Regions from separate parts of the Mus musculus genome. Here region 2 is linked to region 1. A link is a loop called in an ENCODE intact Hi-C map of the cell type or tissue named here. Cell type or tissue: heart. All regions are shown on one strand. Each heading gives the region's core, and the rest is flanking DNA. Links, peaks and the distances in the headings are about the cores only. Region 1 holds the start of Fbxl20 (F-box and leucine-rich repeat protein 20). Region 2 overlaps Fbxl20 (F-box and leucine-rich repeat protein 20).

What was found. Peaks named below come from ENCODE experiments on the same cell type or tissue, not always from the same donor. Only the 100,000 strongest peaks of a DNase experiment are listed, where the experiment ranks them.
Region 2: it touches region 1 in a loop (2.4-fold over the local background); 6 of 42 quality-filtered maps call a loop at or near these places.

The regions. Positions count from the first base shown.
Region 1 is chr11:98,148,796-98,160,525 of GRCm38, reverse strand. Fbxl20 (F-box and leucine-rich repeat protein 20) reads left to right here and starts at 10,910. Exons shown (of 15, transcript NM_028149.1): 1 at 10,910-11,210. The coding sequence starts at 11,169. Med1 (mediator complex subunit 1) reads left to right here. Exons shown (of 17, transcript NM_001080118.1): 17 at 2,057-6,865. The coding sequence ends at 5,285. In heart, for the core only: a CTCF peak has its summit at 8,433 (motif pointing left); DNase peaks (open chromatin) are centred at 9,985, 10,885 and 11,395; H3K4me3 peaks cover 2,092 bases; H3K27ac peaks cover 1,836 bases.
Region 2 is chr11:98,077,790-98,089,834 of GRCm38, reverse strand. It overlaps Fbxl20 (F-box and leucine-rich repeat protein 20), which reads left to right. Exons shown (of 15, transcript NM_028149.1): 15 at 137-7,281. The coding sequence ends at 244. Among named protein-coding and RNA genes, the nearest start is that of Stac2, 30 kb to the right of the region's middle. In heart, for the core only: a CTCF peak has its summit at 3,079 (motif pointing left); DNase peaks (open chromatin) are centred at 1,434 and 6,856; H3K27ac peaks cover 502 bases.

The sequences.
Region 1 (11,730 bases), core at 3,731-11,730:
TAGAGAGCTGAGAAATAAACTTTGTTTTTAAAGACACACTCACTGTTGCCTCCATAGAATTTACTGTTTAGACCAGGTGGGCCTTGAATTCCTTTGCCTTGTGCTGATTAAAGGGTGGGTATCTTCATGACTCGCCTAAATTATTAGGTTTTTTTTTTTTTTTTTTAACATACCCTCTTCTTTCACATATACCATGTTATATAGCTGTGTGTGGGGAGTTAACATTTAAACCAGCAAACTTCCTGGAAACATTAATATGTACTTTTGAAATTTTTCTTTCTAAAGTAGGGAGGAAGTAGCCTATTTTAAAAAAGAGATTTCATTTACTTACGGTTTGTTTTTTTTTTAAAGATTGATTTATTTATTATATGTGAGTACACTGTAGCTGTCTTCAGACACTCCAGAAGAGGGAGTTAGATTTTGGTTTTTGTTTGTTTGTTTGTTTGTTTGTTTTGGTTTTTCGAAACAGGGTTTCTCTGTATAGCCTTGGCTGTCCTGGAGCTCACTGTGTAGACCAGGCTGGCCTCAAACTCAGAAATTCGCCTGCCTCTGCCTCCCGAGTGCTGGGATTAAAGGCGTGCGTCACCACACCCGGCCCTAGATTTTGTTAAGGATGGTTGTGAGCCACCATGTTGTTGCTGGGATTTGAACTCAGGACCTTTAGAAGAGCAGTCAGTGCTCTTAACCACTGAGCCATCTGTCCAGCCCCCTACTTACGGTTTTTTAAAAAACTCTTATTGCTCGTTGTGAATTTCAGATTCTGCACCACAGTCCCACTCATCCTCCCATCCCGCCACATCCACCCTCTGCCCTTGCGACCTCAAAGGAAACAAAAAGCTTGTTTGTTTGTTTGTTTGTTTGTTTGTTTTGGTTTTGGTTTTTTTGGGGGGGCTGAGGGGAAGCTGTACTGTGTCACAGTGTGTCCTGAGGTATGCCCGAATCGCTTTCCTTAAAAATGTTCAATGCAGTGAGTCATTGATCTGGTTTGAGGCCTCTGTCTTCTGCTTCACTATCAATACTGGATCCTCACTGAGGCTCCCCTCAGATAGTCTGTTGTTGCCCTGTATCATGGAGATCCTGCAGCTTTGGATCTGCAGGACTGGACCTTTATTTAAGTTTTGAGGCATGGCCTTGTGTTTTCCAAGCTGGCCGTGATAATGTAATTAAGGCTGACCTTGAATTCCCAATCCTTCTGCCTTAGATACCCAAGTGCTTTCATCAGAGGCATAAGCCACTCTACCTGGTTTATTTGGTGCCAGGGAGAAAACCCAGGGCTGTGTGCCTGGTAGGCAGGCACTGTAATAATTGAGCCCCATCTTCATCCTCAAAATAGATTTTAATAGATTGTGATTAACTTTGATTGGAACGCTGCTGTTCATTTTACATATCCCCAGCACCTGTCAAGTAAAACTGTCAACATCTTGAAGATAAAACACTTAATAGTTATAATGCCCAAAATATCAGTATTTGCCTCAGGGTAAAATTTGTTAACACACATAGTAAAGCAAAATGTCTTAAAAAGTCTGTTGAGAATGTAAACTTACCCAGAAGCTAAAACTAGTCTGTGCTAAGATAACTAGTACTGCAGACCAGCAACAGAACTTTCCAGAGTGGCTTTTGCTATATTTCCTCCTGAGTTTACTTATCATGACCTTTCCTCCCCAGGTTTCTTCCATAGTTTTCATTTTTGAGACAGGGTCTGGCTGTTGTAGTTCAGACTTGCCTTGAACTTGAAGTTCCCGTGCCACCCACGCCTGACAACTTTCTTTTAGCTCAGTGTAAATTGTTTTTGGACTCTGTTTTGGTTTTTGTGTGTTTCATAAGAAGTTAGTTTTCTATTGGATTGCAATTCTTTTTAGAATCAATATATCCAACAATTTGGCATTTGTCAAATTTCTCTTGTATTACAGAGTACTTGCTTTATGTAAACATTGCTAACTGCTGTTTTCTGAGGCTTATGTAAATCACAGGCAAAAGTAGAGCCTTTTGTTCCAAATGATGATTTTATTCATCACCAATGCAGTGTTAACTTACATGGTTTTCTCCTATCTTACAGATGTATGTCCATTCCTGTGACGATGAGGGCTATTCGGAGGAAGGCTGAAACCATACAGGCTGACACCCCAGCACTGTCTCTCATTGCAGAGACAGTTGAAGACATGGTGAAAAAGAACCTGCCCCCGGCTAGCAGCCCAGGGTATGGCATGACCACAGGCAACAACCCAATGAGTGGTACCACTACACCAACCAACACCTTTCCGGGGGGTCCCATTACCACCTTGTTTAATATGAGCATGAGCATCAAAGATCGGCATGAGTCGGTGGGCCATGGGGAGGACTTCAGCAAGGTGTCTCAGAACCCAATTCTTACCAGTTTGTTGCAAATCACAGGGAACGGGGGGTCTACCATTGGCTCGAGTCCGACCCCTCCTCATCACACGCCGCCACCTGTCTCTTCGATGGCCGGCAACACCAAGAACCACCCGATGCTCATGAACCTTCTTAAAGATAACCCTGCCCAGGATTTCTCAACCCTTTATGGAAGCAGCCCTTTAGAAAGGCAGAACTCCTCTTCCGGATCACCCCGGATGGAAATGTGCTCGGGGAGCAACAAGGCCAAGAAGAAGAAGTCGTCAAGAGTCCCACCTGACAAACCCAAGCACCAGACTGAAGACGATTTCCAGAGGGAGCTCTTTTCCATGGATGTCGACTCACAGAACCCTATGTTTGACGTCAGCATGACCGCTGACGCGCTGGATACACCTCATATCACCCCAGCTCCAAGCCAGTGTAGCACTCCCCCAGCAACGTACCCACAGCCAGTGTCTCACCCCCAGCCCAGTATTCAGAGGATGGTCCGACTGTCCAGTTCAGACAGCATTGGCCCAGATGTAACTGATATTCTTTCAGATATTGCCGAAGAAGCTTCAAAGCTTCCCAGCACGAGTGATGACTGCCCACCAATTGGCACCCCTGTTCGAGATTCCTCAAGTTCTGGGCATTCTCAGAGTGCCCTCTTTGATTCTGATGTCTTTCAAACTAATAATAATGAAAATCCATACACTGATCCAGCTGACCTTATTGCAGATGCTGCTGGAAGCCCCAATAGTGATTCTCCTACCAATCATTTTTTCCCTGATGGAGTAGATTTCAATCCTGATTTGTTGAACAGCCAAAGCCAAAGTGGTTTTGGAGAGGAGTATTTTGATGAAAGTAGTCAGAGTGGGGATAATGATGATTTCAAAGGATTTGCATCTCAGGCATTAAATACATTGGGGATGCCAATGCTTGGAGGTGACAATGGGGAGCCAAAATTTAAGGGCAGCAGCCAGGCTGACACGGTGGACTTCAGTATTATATCAGTAGCCGGTAAGGCTTTGGGTGCTGCAGATCTGATGGAGCACCACAGTGGGAGTCAGAGTCCTTTACTGACCACTGGAGAATTAGGGAAAGAAAAAACTCAAAAGAGGGTGAAGGAAGGCAACGGCACAGGTGCTAGCAGTGGATCAGGTCCAGGGTCAGACAGCAAGCCAGGCAAGCGCAGCCGCACTCCCTCCAATGATGGGAAGAGCAAGGATAAGCCTCCAAAGCGGAAGAAGGCAGACACTGAGGGGAAGTCCCCATCTCACAGTTCTTCTAATAGACCTTTCACCCCACCTACCAGCACGGGTGGGTCCAAATCCCCAGGCAGTTCAGGACGATCTCAGACGCCCCCAGGTGTTGCCACCCCGCCCATTCCCAAGATTACCATTCAGATTCCTAAAGGGACAGTGATGGTGGGCAAGCCCTCCTCTCACAGTCAGTACACTAGCAGTGGTTCTGTGTCTTCCTCTGGCAGCAAAAGCCACCATAGTCATTCTTCCTCCTCCTCTTCCTTAGCTTCTGCTTCCACCTCAGGCAAGGTGAAAAGCAGTAAATCTGAAGGCTCATCAAGTTCCAAGCTCAGTGGCAGTATGTATGCTAGCCAAGGGTCTTCTGGATCCAGCCAGTCCAAAAATTCATCTCAGACTGGGGGGAAGCCAGGCTCCTCTCCCATTACCAAACATGGACTGAGCAGTGGGTCCAGCAGTACCAAGATGAAACCTCAAGGCAAGCCATCCTCCCTTATGAACCCTTCTATAAGTAAGCCAAACATATCCCCTTCCCATTCAAGGCCTCCCGGAGGCTCAGATAAGCTTGCCTCTCCAATGAAGCCTGTTCCTGGAACCCCCCCATCCTCTAAAGCCAAGTCCCCTATCAGTTCAGGTTCCAGTGGTTCTCATGTGTCAGGAACTAGTTCAAGCTCTGGTATGAAGTCATCTTCAGGGTCAGCATCCTCAGGCTCAGTGTCTCAAAAAACCCCTCCAGCATCTAATTCTTGTACACCATCTTCCTCTTCGTTTTCCTCAAGTGGTTCTTCCATGTCATCCTCTCAGAATCAACATGGCAGTTCCAAAGGGAAATCTCCCAGTAGGAATAAGAAGCCTTCCTTGACAGCTGTCATAGATAAATTGAAGCATGGGGTGGTTACCAGTGGGCCTGGGGGTGAGGATCCAATAGACAGTCAGATGGGCGCAAGCACAAATTCTTCTAACCATCCCATGTCCTCCAAACATAACACGTCAGGAGGGGAGTTCCAGAGCAAACGTGAGAAAAGTGATAAAGACAAATCCAAGGTCTCTGCTTCTGGGGGGTCAGTGGATTCCTCTAAGAAGACTTCAGAGTCAAAAAATGTGGGGAGCACGGGGGTGGCAAAAATCATTATCAGCAAGCACGACGGAGGCTCCCCGAGCATCAAAGCCAAAGTGACGCTACAGAAACCTGGAGAAAGTGGTGGAGATGGGCTCAGGCCACAGATAGCCTCATCAAAGAACTATGGCTCTCCACTTATCAGTGGTTCCACTCCAAAGCACGAACGGGGTTCTCCCAGCCACAGTAAGTCGCCAGCATATACACCACAGAATGTGGACAGTGAAAGTGAGTCAGGCTCCTCCATAGCAGAGAGATCCTACCAGAACAGTCCCAGCTCAGAGGATGGTATCCGACCACTTCCAGAGTACAGCACTGAGAAGCATAAGAAGCACAAAAAGGAAAAGAAGAAAGTCAGAGACAAAGACAGAGACAAGAAGAAGTCTCACAGCATGAAGCCAGAGAACTGGTCGAAATCCCCCATTTCTTCAGATCCGACGGCGTCTGTGACAAATAACCCTATCTTATCTGCAGACAGGCCTTCTAGGCTCAGCCCTGACTTCATGATTGGGGAGGAAGATGATGATCTCATGGATGTGGCCCTGATTGGCAATTAGCCTAACTTTCTAAACAGACACGTCCAGAGGAGAAACTAATGATATATGTAAACCAACCCGAGGGGTGAGTCAGACAGGCCCTGTCAGTGCTTAAGAGCCCTAAAGGGCATGGCCTCTACACCAAGCTGGGTACATTTATAAACATACATCTAGACCCTGCTGCCGAAACCATGTGGTTGGTTGTTCAGAAACAAGTCATATTTCTTTGCCAGAAAGCAATGAATAAATTACTTGCTTAAGGGGAGAGGGGTGGTGGGAGAGGGTGTAGAGAGGGAGGGGTGGGAAATTGTTGTGGGAAATATTCATATATTTTTCTCCCTTTTTCCATTTTCAGGACATGCTTTAAACTCATTTTAGTGCATGTATTTGAAGGGCTGGGCAGAAAATGAAAAAGCAATACATTCCTTGATGCATTCGCATGAAGGTTGCTCACCTGTGGGAGATGCCCATTGGAAGCATGGGCACGGGAAGGACTTTGACAGTTCTGGACACTGAAAGCAATGTTTGGTGTCTGTTTCTTAGGAGTGATGGGGGAGGGAAAATTATTTTAGTTATTTATTTGTAATATTTTAATCCTTGATGTTTGTTTTTATGCAATGTTTGTTCCTAAATCTATGAAGGTTATGGTTCAGAACAGTAGGAGGCAGGTAGCAAGGCTCGCCTGGTGGGGAGCTCGCAGCCTGTGCTGACGCTGCAGCACCAGTCCCACAGAGCTAATCACAGCCTGTCTTTGGAGTTGAATAGAAAAACCAAAACTATTATCTTTGGAGGTTTTTCACAGGGTTCAGACACCATAGGAATATTAGGAGTGAGTTACCTCCCTATGCAGATAAAAGATTTATCTTCTTTCATTAAAAAGGAAGGGTGGCTTTGGGGGGTATACATTTGTTTTCAGAGTCTATACCCTATCGTATAAAAATCAGTATAGAATTAATAGTTCTCCTACTTCCACAATGTGCCAAAAGTCTACATCCCAGCATTTTGTTTGCAGGAGAGCTGATGCCATTCCTAAGAGCTGGACTCTTTGTTTCTCTTCATCACAAGAAGAAGGAGTTCAGACTTAAATCACTCCACTGTATGCTCCCCGAGATAAACAGTTAAAAAAAAAAAAAGCAGCCATAGTTCACTTAAAACAATTTCAAGCTCACTTGAAGTGATTAGGGCCTGGAATGCTAAGTGAGCATGAAGATAACCCTTGCTACCGTGTAGCACACAGTCGGACCTTTTTGGAGAAACAGGTCTGAGTCTGGATTCTGAGGGACATCAAAGGAAGACCTCATAAATAGAGAAATGCAGGAGACCGTTTTGAGTGCAACAGAAGTTCTCAGTATTTGGAGGGTCCTCTCAAAAGTCCGCGGCCTTACTTTGATTTCACCACCTGCACTGTGCCATTCCTGATGATTCCGTTTGGGATCTGTATCAGCGGGGTGGGGGTGGGGCGTGATCCCCAGCACAACTCTTCTGGATTACAAAACAAGCAAAAGCCAGGTGATTCATGTTTGTGTGTGTTATAAGTGGAGTGACTTCATCAGATACGGACGATTTCTACATCCAACACTGCAGGTTGTTGGAGTTAGCATAGACTTGGAAAATCTACTGCGGCTTTCTTTCCTAGTTCTCTTTTTTTTTTTTTTTTTTTTGTTTTTTTTGTTTGTTTTTTTTGTTTTTTGTTTTTTTGGTGTTCTCCCTTTTCTGGTCATTGGTTTTCAACAACTCCGCCATTTCTGTGTCCCAAGGCAATAAATAGGAAACAAAATATTGGAAAGTGGAGCAAGAAAAGTTATCTGTTCCCCTATCAGAGCCCGGTGTCTTGGGTGACATGGGCAGGGTGTATTGGAGTGCTTTCTCTTGTGGTGCTGACATAGTAGCCGTGCGGTATCTCAGATAAAACCAGGTTGGATTTCTCAGAAATTTGCCACCTGGTTGTGAATCCTATCTTCTTAGTTTCTGCAGGAAAATTGTTGTTATATGGGGTTTCATTTTGTTGTGGGTGGGGACAATCTCATGGGGAAAATGTACTGCATAGTATAAGGGGCTCAGGCCCCCCGAGCAGAGTCAAGAAATACCAAAATCAGTAAACTGGGAAGCTTTTCTCTCTTTCTGTCTTCATCCCAGATCAAAGAATCCCGAGTTAGGATCTGGATGAAGGATAAGCCCCTGAATTGCTGATGGGCACACCCCACACAATGACCCAGCATCTGAACTTGCTTAACAGGGAGCCGGGGCTAAACTGCTTCACCCTGCCTGGGAACCAGGGAGCACTGCATTTCTCCACAGGGTGGAGGAGAAGCGGCAGGATAAACCAAGCCTGGGACACCTCCCTCCCATCCAGGTGTGCTCACCCTCCTGTTTGAAAGACGGCAAGGACATGAAGTCAACGTGTACCTATTTGCTGCTGCTGCTGCTGCTGGAGTTTATGGTTTTTTTTTTCTTTTTTTTGACCTATTCTTCTGTCTTTGGGCTTCATGTTAAGGGTCTTTGGACAAAAATCTGCTCTGATGTACAAGAATATTTCAGTGTATCTTAAAACAAGTGTTTTCGAGGTGAGCAAGGGGACCTGATGTAATTGCCAAAGCCAGCTTGAGGGTGATAACTCTTGAATTGGATTTTCCTTTTGTCAGGCCAAGGCCTGAAAAATCTGTAACAGCAATATATCATGAATTTTCAGAAGAGCCAGTGGGTCCCATAGTGTCCTCACTGGTCCCAGCAGATGTCAGTATACAAAACATAATCAATCCCTGGGCAATCTTGTGCTCTACTTTATCTTCATCCTTAGCCACGTCCTCCTGTCATTTGTCTCGGAGTCACGTTTTGGAGAGACAGGAAGTATTATCTTAGAAACTAGGTTGGGAAAATGTTCAACTATAGAGCTGAGATTTAAATTTTGAGTTTAAAAATGTACATCAGGAGCAATGGAAAGGGTGTTTTCTTAAAGGCATTTCTAATTTGCTTTTCTGTGTGTATGTCTGTTCTGTAAATAATTTTTTCATTTTTGAAAGTGGATAAAATCTGTGGATTTTCCCTCTTAAAACAACACAAAAATAAAACTTTCTTTACATGCAAATAAATTTCTTTGATAAAAAGAAATGTGCCTCTGTGTTTTTTATTGTTTGTTGTTTTGTTTTTTTAAGATAGATTCTCACTATGTCCCCCTGCTGGTCTGGAACTCACTGTGGAGACCAGCCTGGCTTATGTTTTTTGTGACTAGGTTTCATGTAGCCCAGCCAGACCTTTAACTTGTATTGCTGAGGCGAACCTTAAACTCTTTTATCTTCCTGCATTCCTCTCAAGTGCTGGGGCTTTTGTTGTCTGTCTCTAGCAAGCCCAGAAGGATTCTGACCTCAAGCAGTCCTTAAGCGGCATTACAGGTTGGGATTACCTTGTGGGATTACAGTCAATATAAAATCATATTCGTTGAATATTTCCATTTGTTAACCTCTCAAAAATCCAAATTAATTAGAAACCCAACAGCTTCACTGAGTACTGTTCTAAATGAGCCCACAGCACAGTTGGTAGACCAATGAGGCCAGATTTTTTTTTCTTTCCCATACTTGTCTGTCAACTTTTCTCTTTCTCACCTTTTCTTGACTTGCAGTTAAACCTTTATCAGTAATTCTTGCTGGGAGAAACAGCTTTTGGATGCCACTAAACTTTGTTTTTTGTTTTTCCCCACTGCCTGAAGTAAATACTTTTAAAAGCATGGGGGGGAGGAAGAGCTGGAGAGATGGCTCAGAGGTTTAGCGCACTGACTGCTCTTCCAGAGGTCTTGAGTTCAATTCCCAGCAATCACATGGTGGCTCCCAACCATCTGTAATGGGATCAGATGTCCTCTTCTGCTGTGTACTCAATTGTGTACTCATATGCATAAAGTAAGTATTTAAAAAAAAAACATGTGGGACTCAGAATGTCTCATGTGAACTAGGTTTTTGTGGGCCAAAGAACTAAGTTTTTTAAAGGTAGTTTGCTTAGGAATGCCTCTTCAGGGAAAAAAAAAAGTTCTGTCAGGCGTGACAAATGCCTTTAATGCCAGAACTGGAGGCAGAGACAGGTGGATCTCTGACTTCCAGACGACCAGAACAGGCTTCATAAACAATCTCAAAAAAAAAAAAAAAAAAAAAAGGAACATTTTATTTTAGGGACTATAAATCATAAGTTTTTTTTAAAAAAGGTTCACAACATTTTGCTCTTTTAGTTTTTAAAGAGGACCAGCCTTTCTCTCTTTTTGTACACATTTGCTTATTTCATGTATGTGGGTATACTGTAACACTTTTGCTCTTAAAAGTTCATCTTTTTCAAGTTCTAAAACTAAGTAGAAAAGGTCTGACGACAAACTCGTAATTGCTTTGAGCATAAAATTGGAAGCAGTATTAAGGTCTAATTAGGACGGCTGGGATTTATGGTAGTTTTTAATATTTCAGGTTTGGTACATTTTGTAATGTCTCTGACGGAGCAATTTCACTCTCGGTTGTTTCATAATTCGTGGAAAATAGGTCATAGATTTTGGAAGTCTTGAAGGCTGGAGTTAACAAAAAGATGACAGACTACCTTTTATACTAGGAGCGAAATCCAATGGAAGAGTTTCCTATGGGCAACCGCCCCCGCCTACTCGCTCCTACATGCTTGTTTCTCCCGCCGAAATGGCGTCACGCCGTGGCTCTCACGAACCAGCTCTCCGATTGGAGGGTGAGCAGCCGCTGCAGCCCATTGGGCGCCAGCGGCCGGAGGGGCGGGGACGCCAATGGCCCTTGTGCCTTGCCCGCCCCCACCCGATTGACGCCAGCCCCTCCCCCGGCCCAAGGAATGGGTACTGGGCTGGGGCATTGCACCCCCTGATCCCGAGGTGTAGCCTCGCTGCCAGCTCCTGTGCAGAGCTGGCGCTACGTCCTCCTCTTAGCGCAACCAGCTCCTGCCTTCTGGAGCCTGGCACTGAGAGCCATCCGCCCCGCAGGGGCCCCCCAGGCCTCCCTGCAGCACCCCGTAATGCAATTCACCGGGGTGGGGGAGGCGGCGGCAGCACCTACGGCGGCAGCGGCGGCGGCACTGCCCCAACCTAGAGACGTCTAGAAAGAGGAGGAAAATGGCTCCGAGCAGGGACCGCCTGCTGCACTTTGGGTTCAAGGCGACAGTGAGTGATAGAGGACGGGAGCTGGGTGGTCAGAAAGACGTGGGTGCCAGCTCAGGCCGCCGGGGAAGTGATCAGATCAGAGCTGGGGACCCTAGGCTGAAAGCTCAGGTTCCGCGTGGGTCGCTACGTGCCAGTGAGCCCTCGCAGTGCTGGAGGGGATCCGGTGATGTTCCTGTCCCTGTTCTGCTCTTCTCGCCGGTCCGCGGGCACGCGCGCACTCGCACCCGCCCCACAGCACACACACCGTGCCCCCCCCCCCCACGCCCGCGCGCGCACCGAAGCAGGCGCGCACTTGGGCACTTCCCTGCTTCTCCTTGTCCTGGTGGGCTGGCGCCCGGTCACCCCACGTTCCAGGCGCTCGCGGGCTCACCGTCCGGGGCTGCGCCGGGTGGGGGAGGGGTGGGCTCGCGCCGCCGCCGCCGAGCGCTCCTCCCCTCCCCCGACGTTCCGAGGCCCGGGCGGCTCTGCCCAATGAGGAGCGGCGTTGCTGGCAGGTGGGGAGTGTTTTTGTTTTGGGTTGAAGTTGAGGCTTTGGAGAGGACCGAGCTAGCGACTGGCAGTCGTCGCGGCCGCGGACGCCGCGGGCGGTGGTGGAGGCCCCCGCGGGACTCGAGCGGTCGCTCCTCCGCGTCGGCCGGGCGAGCCTCGCCTTGCTGCCGCCGCCGCCTCCCGCTCCCGGAACTCCGGGGCCTGCCCTGGCCCCTATCTTTGCACTCCGCACGCCGCAGCGCCCTGCCCGGGCCGCACCCGCCGGCCCCATGAGGAGGGACGTGAACGGAGTGACCAAGAGCAGGTTTGAGGTGTGAGCTCGGAGGGGTCTCGGGCGGCGGCGAAGGCCAGCTCTCGCACCCCAAACAGTAGCTCGACCGGAGCCTCCTCCCTTGTGCGGCCCGCCACCCGCCCCCGATGCGGCCGCCGGCGTCCTCCCCTGCTTGCGACCCGCAAGCCCCGCGCACCGGCTTGCCTCGCCTTCCGGGAGGTTCGCCTGCTGCCCCTTCCACCCGCGGGCCCTGGCCGGGATTAGCCCTGGCGCCCTAAATCCCCCCTCCCCCATAACACCCAGCTTCCCATTCTCTGCCCAGCCCTTGGCTAGCCTCCTTCCACCACGCAGTGAAAGCACTCAGTCCCCGACTGGCCAGCGCCTGCTGCCTTCGTGAATCTCCACCCGAGCGGGAATCGATTAGTCCTCGGTGGAAGTAGGAAGTTGGGGGTGGTAGTAAACTGGGACGATAGAGGCGACTGTGGGGTTTTCGTGCTGTTTGGATATTCTAATACTTCCTCTTCCCCGTGTAGTCTAATACTTTTGTGGTTCATTGTTTA
Region 2 (12,045 bases), core at 1-8,000, 67 kb after region 1:
AGCCCGGCCTTTGTGCATCCTAGGGGAGCTTAGCATCCCTGCTCTCAGCAGTCAGCCCCTTGGTTTCTCTAAGAGGCAGCGTTGTGATCTCGCCCTCTGTAAGCACTCTCTCATAATGTTTTCTGTCTTGTTTCAGACCCATTTACCCAACATTAAAGTCCACGCCTACTTCGCCCCTGTCACTCCGCCCCCATCAGTCGGGGGCAGCAGACAGCGCTTCTGCAGGTGCTGCATCATCCTATGACAGCGGGGTGGCCCACCATGTTGAACTGAGTATTTAATGACACTTCTAGACATACCGTGGAGTCTCTCCGGTGGAAGCGACCCCAGCATTCTGGGCAAGGGTTACAAAGTGAGGGCAGCGTCCAGATCCCCAGAGCCGCACATACACAGGCACAGGCGTCCTCACCCCATCTGCTGTGGTTCTGGGACCATGGCTCTGAAGTTCATGCCGGCTGTAACAAGTGGGTTGGTAAAACCTAAGCATTCCTGTTGGACATGCCCAGAAACAATCGCAGGCCACGGTAGAGGGAGGGGACATTCCAGCAGAGCCCAGTGTTACTGCTTCTGTGGTTTCTTCATTTTATTAAGGGGTTTCTGTGGGGGGTTTGGAACAGTAACTATGATCCTCCAAGGTGAGAGGTAGCATGGAAAACAATATATGATTTATCCAGGGACCAGAAAGAAAACTTCTCCACATCCTAGAAATGGTAGCCATCCATTGGGAGACTCGTGGGCTTCCTTGTTCCCGTGCTGACATGCTGAGCATGTTCACAGAGAAACTCATCCTTTCATCTGGTGTTTGAGTATTTGACCCAGAGGTTTTTTTAGCGGCTGCATTGAAATCACTGGGGTCCAAATAGAATTCCTTTTCTTATCTGCTCAGTTTGTCACTGTATGTCACTGCACCCGGTTCTCTCGCTCACTGCCACCCGCGCTCGCTCGCGCTCTCTCTGTCTCTCTCTCTGTCTCTCTCTCCCTCCCCCTCTCCTTCAGTCTGTCCTCAGGATGCTGCCCACTCGATTGTTACTATGTTGCTATTTGTTGTGTTTACAGTTTGCATTTTGGATGAATTAGTTGGGGTCACCAAACATTTTTAAAAGAAACATCAATAAATATTTTTTTAATCTAACTTTTACCATCAGGGGACCCTGCCTGAATCTTTGCCAGTCTGGAAAGAAATTCTAACAAAAGCAGGAAAGTTATGATAAGAAATAGTCGGACTGTTTGGATGGAAAAAAACTTTCCTTAGGGTTTCTGTTGTATCCTATGCTGTATGCTGGTTTGCACGCTGTGCGCTGTCCCCCACGTGCTGCCCCACCCCACCCCCACATTTCCTTCCTTCTAAACTCACTGAGCTTACAAGAGAAGTGCAGCAGTGTGTAGGGTGGGTGATGAATCCCAAGCTGAGCCTGGATTCCCGGCTACCCAAGCTCCAGCACAAATGACCAGTATCCTGTGCCAGCAGGCGGTGGGTGTGTCCTGTGCCAGCAGGCGGTGGGTGTGGCCTCTGCCTGTCTGAGTTACTTGAGTTACTTGCTTTGCAGCAGTGCTGGGGGGGGGGGGGGGGCTGCTTTTGGTTTCTTGGTCTCCTCCCACAACTAATCCCAGGAGGGATACAAGAAGAGTCCTGTAATAGCTGGCTGCTGTGTTAACGTTAATAGAAGACCTAAGCATCTCCGCTGTCTCTGCAGACTTCCTCAGAAAGGGGACATGAAAGCAGCCAGCTAGGAGCACTGGGGCAGCCAGAGAGCCCAGAGAGGGAGTGGGGGCTCAGAGTCTACCAAGGCTGGAGAGGGAGTGGGGGGCTCAGAGTCTACCAAGGCTGGAGAGGGAGTGGGGGGCTCAGAGTCTACCAAGGCTGGAGAGGGAGTGGGGGGCTCAGAGTCTACCAAGGCTGGAGAGGGAGTGGGGGGCTCAGTCTACCAAGGCTGGAGAGGGAGTGGGGGGCTCAGAGTCTACCAAGGCTGGAGAGGGAGTGGGGGGCTCAGAGTCTACCAAGGCTGGAGAGGGAGTGGGGGGCTCAGAGTCTACCAAGCCTGAGCACCTGACACCAGAGCAGAGGGAACAAGGTTAGTACCTATGGCTCAGTCAAGAAAAAGCCTCTTCAGAGAAACACACAGAGAATGGGAGAAATGAGATGAGTTTTAAGGCATATTTCTAAACCCCGATGGTAGAAGCTTTGTGTGTGTTCATTAGAGTATTGGGAGAGGGGCTTTTGGGACCTGAGTGTGCAAGCCTGTGACCCTGGCATGTTAAAAGGGAGGGCTGTTTCATGCCATAGGTGCAGGTTCTGTCAGAATATATAGGAAGAAAGTCTGATGGATTTCTCATTACTGTAGAAAACAATCAGATGGAAGGCCCTCGAACGCTATACTCCCACATTTATTTATTGTATTAAACTTATTGAAAATCTTATTTTATTATGCTCTTTTGAAAGCTAAATTACTTGTGTTTTTATTCCTTTTCCCCTTTATGTTCAAATTACCTTGAGAGAAATCTCCTTTTTCCTCTGAGACCGTCTTGTTACATTGCTCACCTGACTGGTCTCAGTCACCTGGACTCCAGTTACCCTCCACTTCAGCGGCTGGGACTCGTGGCTAGTACTGCTTCCCCAGACTGGGTACCTCCTACCCCCCCTCCCCCCCACACACACCCCATCGCCCCAGACAAAGGCTTATACTCTGTAGCTCTGGCTGGCCTGGAATCTTGTCTTGGCCTCCTTACTGCTAGGATTATAAAGTTAGGCACACTAGCTCACATACACACTTGCAAATGTAGATACCCTAGGTCTTTCAAACAAAATCAAAAGAAGGTGAGGGACTATCAGCTCTAAACTATATCGTTTGGGGTTTTTTTTTTTCCCCTAAGTGCCTAATAAGTTGACAGTAAGACCTGAACACTGAACAGGTAGCAGACTCTGATTGCCCCAGTCTGAGTCATTCAGGAACTCTTTGGTATGCATTCAAGTTTGAATGAGTTTCCTAACTACTAGTGTGTCAGAAGTCTTGAAAACGCTGTCTGCCTGCTCAGAGTGTTGCTACACGCAGGTTTGTTGGCTTTGTCTTGGTGACCCCTGCTGGTAAGGCAAATCACCACCTTTCTAGGCCAAGAACACGAGTCAAAAGGAGGGATGAGGGGTCTGCTGATGCACAGCTCTGGCCGCACATGGTCAAGCGGGCGTCATATTCCTTTCTTAAGTAACGCAGGCCCATCATGCATAGAGGAGCATAGAGAAGCACTGACCTCTGAATCCAAGTGCCAGCTCCCACATGCGGAATACTTGTAAGAATTGGATAGGGTTTTGGTTGGGTTGATAGGTTTGGGGTTGTTTTAGGACGGACCATGTGTGGAGCCCGGGGCCTTCTCAAGCATTAAGCAGACGCTGAGCTGTAATCATCAGTTCTAGTAAGGATTAGCGTGAAAAGTTCCTTTTTGAGAAAGCTGATTGGGGGCTGTGAGTCTGATACCAGCACTCCTGTTGGCAGATGGGTGGTGGGCGGAGGCAGGAAAATCCGCCAGAAGCCTGAGGGCCCTCCATCTCCAACCTGGAGCACATAACACTGACAAGCAAAACAGACCCCGCCGTACCAAGGTGTGGAGGGAGAATTGTCCTGTGACCTCCATACAAGGTGTGGCATGTACGTGCCTGCACTTCACAGTATGGATATAAAAGAGGGAGAGTGAGGTATAGTGGTTTGTGCCTATATCTCGACACAGGAGATGCAGAGGCTGGAGGGCTGCTGCCTGTACCTGACCAGATTGGAGTACATAGCAAGGAGGTGGGGGGCGGGGGGAAGCCTGGTGGTCCATTTGTCTCATTTTACACCCACTCCCAAACATGCCTTTTACAATGGGGAAAGAAAAAAAATGAGGCCTGAGTGAGATCAGCCTCAGCTACACTGTGACACTGCTTAAGCAAGCCAAGCAAAAGGAAGAATAAGGTACCCTCAAAGATGGTGCCCTAAGCCTCCAGGTGGCCAGGAGGGATTGCTAATATGGAGAAAGATCTTGAATAGACAACGTCCATTGTAGGCTCCGCTCCCCTGCGTCATCTGGAATATCCTGCCCCCATTTGCTGCTGCCGCTTTATTAGACCTGCAAATGTAGCCACTGATCTCTCCAGTTCTTCCAGCACCCGCCCTGCCCTGTGTCTAAAGCATTGTGGCATCCAGTCTAGCATCCTTGGATTCCTTTCCCTGCTCACAGCAAGCTGTCGTGGGCAGAACTGAGCACAGCACAGGGGAGTGGCAGTGGCTTGGGATAGTTCTCAGGTGATGGTCCGTGGGGTTGGGGGTTGGACTTGGAGTTGAATTTGAGATCTAACTGGCTCTGAGGAGTAAAGGGACCTAACATGACCTCTCCCCCAGTGTTTGAAGTATTAAACCGCTCTGCTCTGCTTAATGTTTTAGAAATGCGGTGACTGGCCCTGCCCTCACCCTGACAGCCTTTCTGGAGGTGAAAGTATCCCTCAGTTTGTTTTTGTAGATTTCCAGTGAGATTTCTGTGTCTACTAGGTAGGTAGCAGGCATGTAAGTCCGAGATGGTGTTTTAAGCGTTTCCCAGGGAATGTTGTTGAGTGACTTACCATGCTTTGTTTGGGGTGTTCTGTACCGTTTGGAATGTTTGTTGTAGCTGTGGGCCACTGACGTCCAGTCTGGACTATTTGTAGCTGTGTAGACTATTTGAAGTCTATTTGATATTTTCAGTTGTCTTCTAAAATGTGTTTGAAAACATGCCTTGACTTGGCATTGTTAGGGCGTAGGAGAGTTGTCACTGAAAAGAAGAGAGAGACTCCCTGCCTGTCCGTGGGCATTGAGACTTGGAAGGCCTCATAGATCATGACTGACCTTGGACTGTTGAGATGGCTCGGCAGGTAAGCACTGTTTGCAGGCCAAGTCTGACAACCTGTTTGTGATGGTGAAGGAGCGGTAATGCCGGCTGGGAATTGTTGTGACTTCCACGGATGTACCATGGGATCCATGTGCGTTAATAGAAAGGATTATGTAAAATCCAAGGCTGATGGCTCTAAAGTCAGGCAGCTCATGGAGTCATAAGTGAGAGGGTAGACAAGGAATGAGCCCTGAACCTTCTCTGAGTTGTACAGGTGGGTTTCTGTGCTGTGGTTTCTGCTGACAGACCAGAGGATAAGCCCAGCCTTCTTGAAGACTTGAAGACAAACAAGTCTTAAGTTAGAGGGATGAGGGGAAGTAGGAGTCACAAACCTGCTCACATTTATTTTTGTCTTAAGTCTGCATCAGAAGATGCAGAAAGCAGTGTTATCTATCAATAGGGCATGATTAGCCCTGCTGATTTGAGAATAAAATCTGGCTGTAAATACAATATCCAAAAGACCTGACTCTACATCTTCATTCTCCAGCAAGAAAAAAAATTAAATATATATATATGCTATTTAAGCACTGGCTGCTGTAACCCTGCCTTATTCTTTTTACCTGCTGGAAACCACAGGAGACAGGAGACAGAGCTTCTGGGGTTTCCCATTGGAGCCTGGTTCACAGTGTTGTGCGCTCTGATTTCTCTGCACATCGTTTCTGCATCTCTGGAAAACTCTCAGTTATTTAGCATCCTCTCCCTTGAATGGGAGTTTAAGAAAGTTATTTGAGAGGGAAAAGCTTTTGTTACACAAACCATGCGTGGAAGGTTCGAGGAGAACATCCTCCTGCAGGTCTTTGGTCTCTGCCACAGGAGTGTTTGATCTAAGGCTTTGTGGAGTCAAGTTTACAAAGATGTCAGTACTTCTCAGCCAGAGTGGCTCGTAGAACAAGAACCATGAGCAGGCAGAAACCTAGTGTCGCTTTCCACTGTATGGCATGGGCAGGCAAGGCTCGTGAGGAGATGCTTTGCCTCAGGAAGCGCATCTGTCCTGTGCTCATAAGACTTCCTTTCCATGGGACACATTTACTTCGTTTTTTTCATGGTATCAACTCCATGCCCTTTGGTGGCAAGAAGGGCTTCCTTACTTCTGGGGACAGCATTAGTACCAAGACAGGAGTGTGGACAGTGGACAACAGTCCTCCCCCTTGGAAGGGGTGGTGATAGACAGGTGTCCTCTGCCAGGTCCCAGGAGATCTTTGAAGTTACATCCTTTTGCTCCGTTTGTCGTGTTATCTCCAATCTGCCCTGGTTTGCTGCTTACATATGTTTCTTCCTGTACCCTAACATTTTCCTCTCAGCTCCACAAAACATTCAACCACTCACTGTTTATAGCCCTGGAGACCAGGGACCTCTAAATGACTGCGTGGCGTGGCTCATTAGTTAGACAGGAGTGCCCTGGCTCTGCAGCAGTGAGAAGGGCCTTGCTGTCTGTCGCCATCTGGGTGTCCATAGGAAGGCTTGCTCCTTGTAAGGATCTTTTCTTACATATTTCTGACGACTGTTAATCTCTAACAAGTGCTGAGCCCGATTCCTGTGACCCATCCCTGCCACACTCCTACCTGACACACTGACACCTAGATCCTGTTGGCACGTCCCAAAATCTTTAGGCCAGCCAGCTCTTCCTCCCTGCTGTAACCCCAGAACTGACCCCAAGAACCAGGACAACCCCGAGGGGAATCTGGGAGAGGCTCGAGGTCACTTTTCCGTTGGTTTTATCCACTCTGGCCACCTCTGTTCTTCCTCCCAGGAACTCTTTGCGGTTACTGTTTCCTGGTGTTCAGCTTAGCCTTGCCCACCTTCCAGTGACCCTGAGGGCACAGACCTGAGTATCCCATGTGGCCTGTGCAGAGCTCAGAGCACTGTGAGGACCACCCCCTTCCGGTCAGGCCGCTCAGGGACAGATGGATGGGTACCTGGTGCTGTCTGCAGAACTCAGTCTCCAGTCCTGCACCCCCACTCCGCTGACTCCCTGAGGGGTAGCAGGGCAGTCACGGTGTGATCCCTGTGCCTAGCTGCTGGGCCTGACCTGGACTTCGCTGTATGGGGGCTGCTGCTTGCTTGTTTTCTCACCAGGCCTGTGCCAACACTTGGCCACTCCCCAGGCCCTGAACTGTTCCCCAGTGGGGACTTCACGCCACCTTTCACTAGCTAAGTGACTGTATGTACACCTCGTACTTCCAGCATCTGAGGATGTGGGGGTGAGGATTGTTTTCAATAAATAAAATCCAAGGAGGCAGTAGACGATTCTTTTTGCTTTAAAAATCTTTGGACTAAAGATATGTTTTTATATATATAAATATATAAAGTAAATTGTTATGTAACTATTATTGTTCCTGTATGTTCTAATTTTGTTTTATGATGTAATTAAAGGAAATCAGCTGTGAAGACTTTTCATTTCCCTGTGGAAACAGCCTGATGAGCTATGATTCCTAAATATGGGTCTTAGAACTGCAAAGGCTCTTGGGACTGAAGGGACTTTTGGGGTGACATCGATGCTTTTTAAATATTGTTTACTCTCTTCACTTAAATATCATCAGTTCACTTAATAACCTTAGTCAATACTCTGCTAATAACTATTACTTGATATCTCATCTCCGGGAGACGTCAAGAAACAAAGGGCCTAGCATAAATCCGAGCTGCCTTAACAAGGCTCACCCAGGGGCTGGAGAGAGACCTCATCGATGAGTTAAGAGCACTTGGACCCTTGCAAAGGACCAGGGATCCATTCCCAGCACCCACATGGTGGCTGACAACTGCCTGTAACTCCATTCCCAGGGGATCTGATGTCCTCTTCTGACCTCTGTGGCCGCCGTGCACACACCTTGTTATGGATGGGTTGTGAACCACATTTGGTTGCTAGAAACTAAGGTTCTGCAAAAACAGCGAGTGCTCATGACCCCCGAGCCATCTCTCCTGCTCCACCTACCCGCCCCAAGCTCCTGGACACAGCCTCACCTCGTAGTATTAGCGGTAGGTCTGCCTGTGTCCAATCTGCTTGTGTCTGGCTGAGTTCTGTCCCAGCACTGCTCCCTGCAGAATCCCTCAACCTGAGTCCCTAGCTTCCCTTTCCCTTGGCAAAGAAGGGTGAATTCAGGTGGAGCAAGTGCAGAGAGATGCATACAAATGCAGGAGGCAGAACGTCCAGGCTCAGACCAGTAGCATACACGACCCTTGTGGCTTCAGATAGCTGGCTCCACTCGCAGTATCTAATCCAGGTATGGGAATAGTAACGGCTCACAGCAAACACCACTGTGTTCCTTGCTTTTCTTGGCTTCATTCTGACGAAGATCCCAATATCCAGCCTGTAGTAAAGGTCTAAGGGACACACACAAGTTATTTATAGCAGGTTCTTGTCACTTTGGTAGAGATGCATTAAGAGTCAAACTTGCTCATGGCTTCAGGCACAGTGATGCATTCCTCTAATCCTAACACTTAGAAGGTGAGGTGCTTGGGATCCTGAGGCTACACAGAAAAACCCTGTCTCAAAAAAGTCGGGAGGGGGGGTGGGCGCTGGTGAGATGGCTTAGCGGTTAAGAGCGCTGCTGACGACGGTCCTGAGTTCAAGTCCCAGAAATCATGGTGGCTCACAACCATCCGTAATGAGATCCGATGTCCTCTTCTGGTATGACTGAAGAAACATACAGTATACTTACGTATAATAAATCTTTTTTAAAAAGTCAAGATTTCGGGGGCCGCTAGAGGGGTCACTCCACAGCTAAGAGCGCTTGCTGCTCTTACAGAGGATCTGGGTTCAGTTCCCAGCACCCACATCAAGTGGCTCAAACCACCTGTGGCTTTAGTTCCAGCAGATCTCTTGGCTCCTCACGGCCTCTGCTGATGATATGTGCTCACACAGGATAGGCAAATTTAGTCTTTAAAAAGCAGAACAGGTTCAAGGTCATCTTTGGCTATGTGACAAATTTGAGGTGAACCTGGGCAACATGACACCCTGTTTCAGACCAAAAATGGGGAACACGGAAAAAGGCAAATGAATTGTACCTGATTCAGTAGACAACCCCATTTTGAAAAAATGTTACCCTACAGTCTCAAGAAAAAAACCCTTGAGGCCTATGAAATCCTAAATCCCAGTTGACATCCCCACCCCACCCCACCCACCCCCACACAGAGACTTTCAAAGGCAATTTCTTGTTATGTATCCCAGGCGAGTCTCAGAAATGAAATCTTTATGACTCAGTCTGCTGACTGCCGGAATTACAGGTGTGTGACATCTATTCTTTATGCTGCATTAAATTGCAGATGAGGTCTGAATTAGTCATCTGTGGGCCATACAGCCCCTGGGAGGCAGCAGAGGTGTCTGCCTGGCTTATCCGATAACTCCGTCAATGTTAACTTTCTGAAGGAGACAGTGCCCCGGTTTTTAAGTAGGCAAGCTTCTCTTCTGTCAATCCAGCCTGGGCTTGCTCGTCTTCCAACCCATTTTCTCTAGCCAGAGCCCATTAGATGTAAGATTCAACAAGGGAGTCTGAGCAAAGAAACTGTCATAAGGAAACCCATTATTTTGAGCGCTAAAACAATGTTTTGGCAGATGATTGGTGAGATTTCTGAGGGGATGAAGGTGCCTGCTGCCAGTCCTGCCAACCTGAGTCCCATGGTAGGAGACAACCAACTCATACAGGTTTATCCTCTGACCTCCATACATGCCAGCATGGGTGCACCCAACCCACTAGTGTGTAGCTCAGTGGTAGAGCATCTCCAAGGCTGTGTTCAGTCTACAGAACTGCAAAGAAAAAACTCATAGGAGGATATATGTATGGCCTTAATATGGGGAAAGATTGCTCAAGGCTTGAAAACATTTTGAAAGACCCCTGAAGAGAGCAGACCCTCACTCAAGTCTCGGGATGACGTGACCCCCTAAGAACTCACGAGAGACCGACCTTGCTGCAATTGTACAAGGTTTATTGTCAGGAACCAGTGCGCTGGGTCGACTCGTATCGAACGCAGGGGTAGAGAAGTTCGACCCCGAGTAGCTGGGAAAGGGGGTATTTAAAGGAAAAAACCACAACCCAAGTGGGTAGGTAGGGCATTATTGGAAAATGCTGAAAATACCAGTGAAAAGTGACAAGGGGGTACTAAAAATCACAAGGGGAAACTCCCTGCTTCTCAGGATTGTTCTCAGGATTTTAATCTAACTTTTGTGGTCGGCCGGTTCCTGGAACAGGGTCACTGAACGGGCTAACCTACATTCTTGGTTCTCGGGGGTCTGAATTTTTCCTGGTCTTTCAATTTAACAACTTCGGTTTCATTAAAGGCAGGTGTTGATGGTATGTCATTGGTTACATGTGCAGAGCCTGGGTCTGATGCCTAGGCCTGTCTTTTGTCTCAGCACTGGGGAACAGCTATGTGAGTCCCCAGATCTCTAGAGCTAGCTTTAAGTTGACCCAAGAGATCTGAATGTTGAGTTGTAGCCGTCTTTGCTACTTTGTGGGTTCTTTTTCCCATCCTTTATACCCCCAGTTTCAACTTCTATCACTAGAGAGAAGGATAGAGAGGAAAAAGAGAGATCTCTGAATCTAATATTTGTTTCCTCTTTGCTTATAACTAGTCTTTGCTCGTTTGTAGGTTCTCCCCCTCCCCCACCATTTCACCCCCATCACTACATAGGAGGAAAAGGATAGATGGGTGGGAGGAGAGATCTGAATCTAATTTCTTCTTTTTTCTTTGAGCACTACTAACAGTTCAACCTACTCCCTCCCAACAGCCACCAACCCCACCTTATCGGGGTTCTAGCACTTACAAATCCTCTGAAAAATTCCCAGGATGTCAAATATCACACCATTGCAGAAATGATCTACACCTGGCAAAACTACACCTCTGCCAGGAGCAAATCATAGCCAGCTGCCGTGAAGCTGTGCCACCTCCCCACACCTGGGATTAAACCAAGAGCATAGTCTCATCATATTTATTTCATCAAATAAAAACCTGGGGGGGAGTTATTTATTTATCTTCCGTGTATTGTTGTTTTACTTGAATGTATTTCTATGTAAGAGTGTTAGATCTTGGAGTTACAGACAGTTGTCAACTGCCCTGTGGGTACTGGGAATTGTGGGTACTCTTCCTCTGAAAGAGCAGCCAGTGCCCCCAACTGCTGAGCCATCTCTTCAGCCCCCACCCCCGTGTGTGTGTGTGTGTGTGTGTGTGTGTGTGTGTGTGTGTGTGTGTGTGTGTGTAAAGAAACTAAAGTTCCAGAATTCTTATTACATTGAGTTTTTTGGAGGCTGTAGTAGCTGCTTTTTGCCCAAACCAACTGAGTGGAGGGGGTGGGAATCCAGCCAGAATGATTTTGCCCCAAGTCACATCCCTTTCCCTATTAAGTGTTCTTTTTTGTTTTTTTTTTAAGGTTTTTCTTAAGACACTATAGCTGTCTTTAGACACACCAGAAGAGGGCATCAGATCCTATTACAGATGGTTGTGAGCCACAATGTGGGTGCTGGGAATTGAACTCAGGACCTCTGGAAGAGCAGTCAGTGCTCTTAACTGCTGAGTTATCTCTCCAGCCTCACCCCTATTAAGAATTTAAAGAGTGCTGGGCATTGGTGGCACACGCCTTTAATCCCAGCACTTGGGAGGCAGAGGCAGGCGGATTTCTGAGTTCAAGGCCAGCCTGGTCTACAGAGTGAGTTCCAGGACAGCCAGGCTACACAGAGAAACCCTGTCTGGACAAACCAAAAAAAAAAAAAAAAAAGAATTTAAAGAGTGCCCGGCGGTTGTGGTGCACGCCTTTAATCCCAGCACTTAGGAGGCAGAAACAGGTGGATTTCTGAGTTCGAGGCCAGCCTGGTCTACAAAGTGAGTTCCAGGACATCCAGGGCTATACAGAGAAACCCTGTCTCAAAGAAAGAAAGAAAAAAAAAAGAATTTAAAGGGTATTTTTACTTAGAAAGTCTAAAACCAGTAAAACTTGAACAATACATTGTGTCTTTGTAGAATTAACACTTTGGGCTGGAGAGAGAGATGCTCAGAAATTGTGAACTGGCTTCTTGCAGAAGACACAGGCTTGGTTCCCAGCACTCACATGGTGTCACAAGACTCAATAACTGATCCCATGGGATCTGACAGCTGGCCTCCCTTGGTAGCGGGCATGCATGGCACAGGCAAAACATGCTCTTTTAAATCTTTGAAAGTTCCATT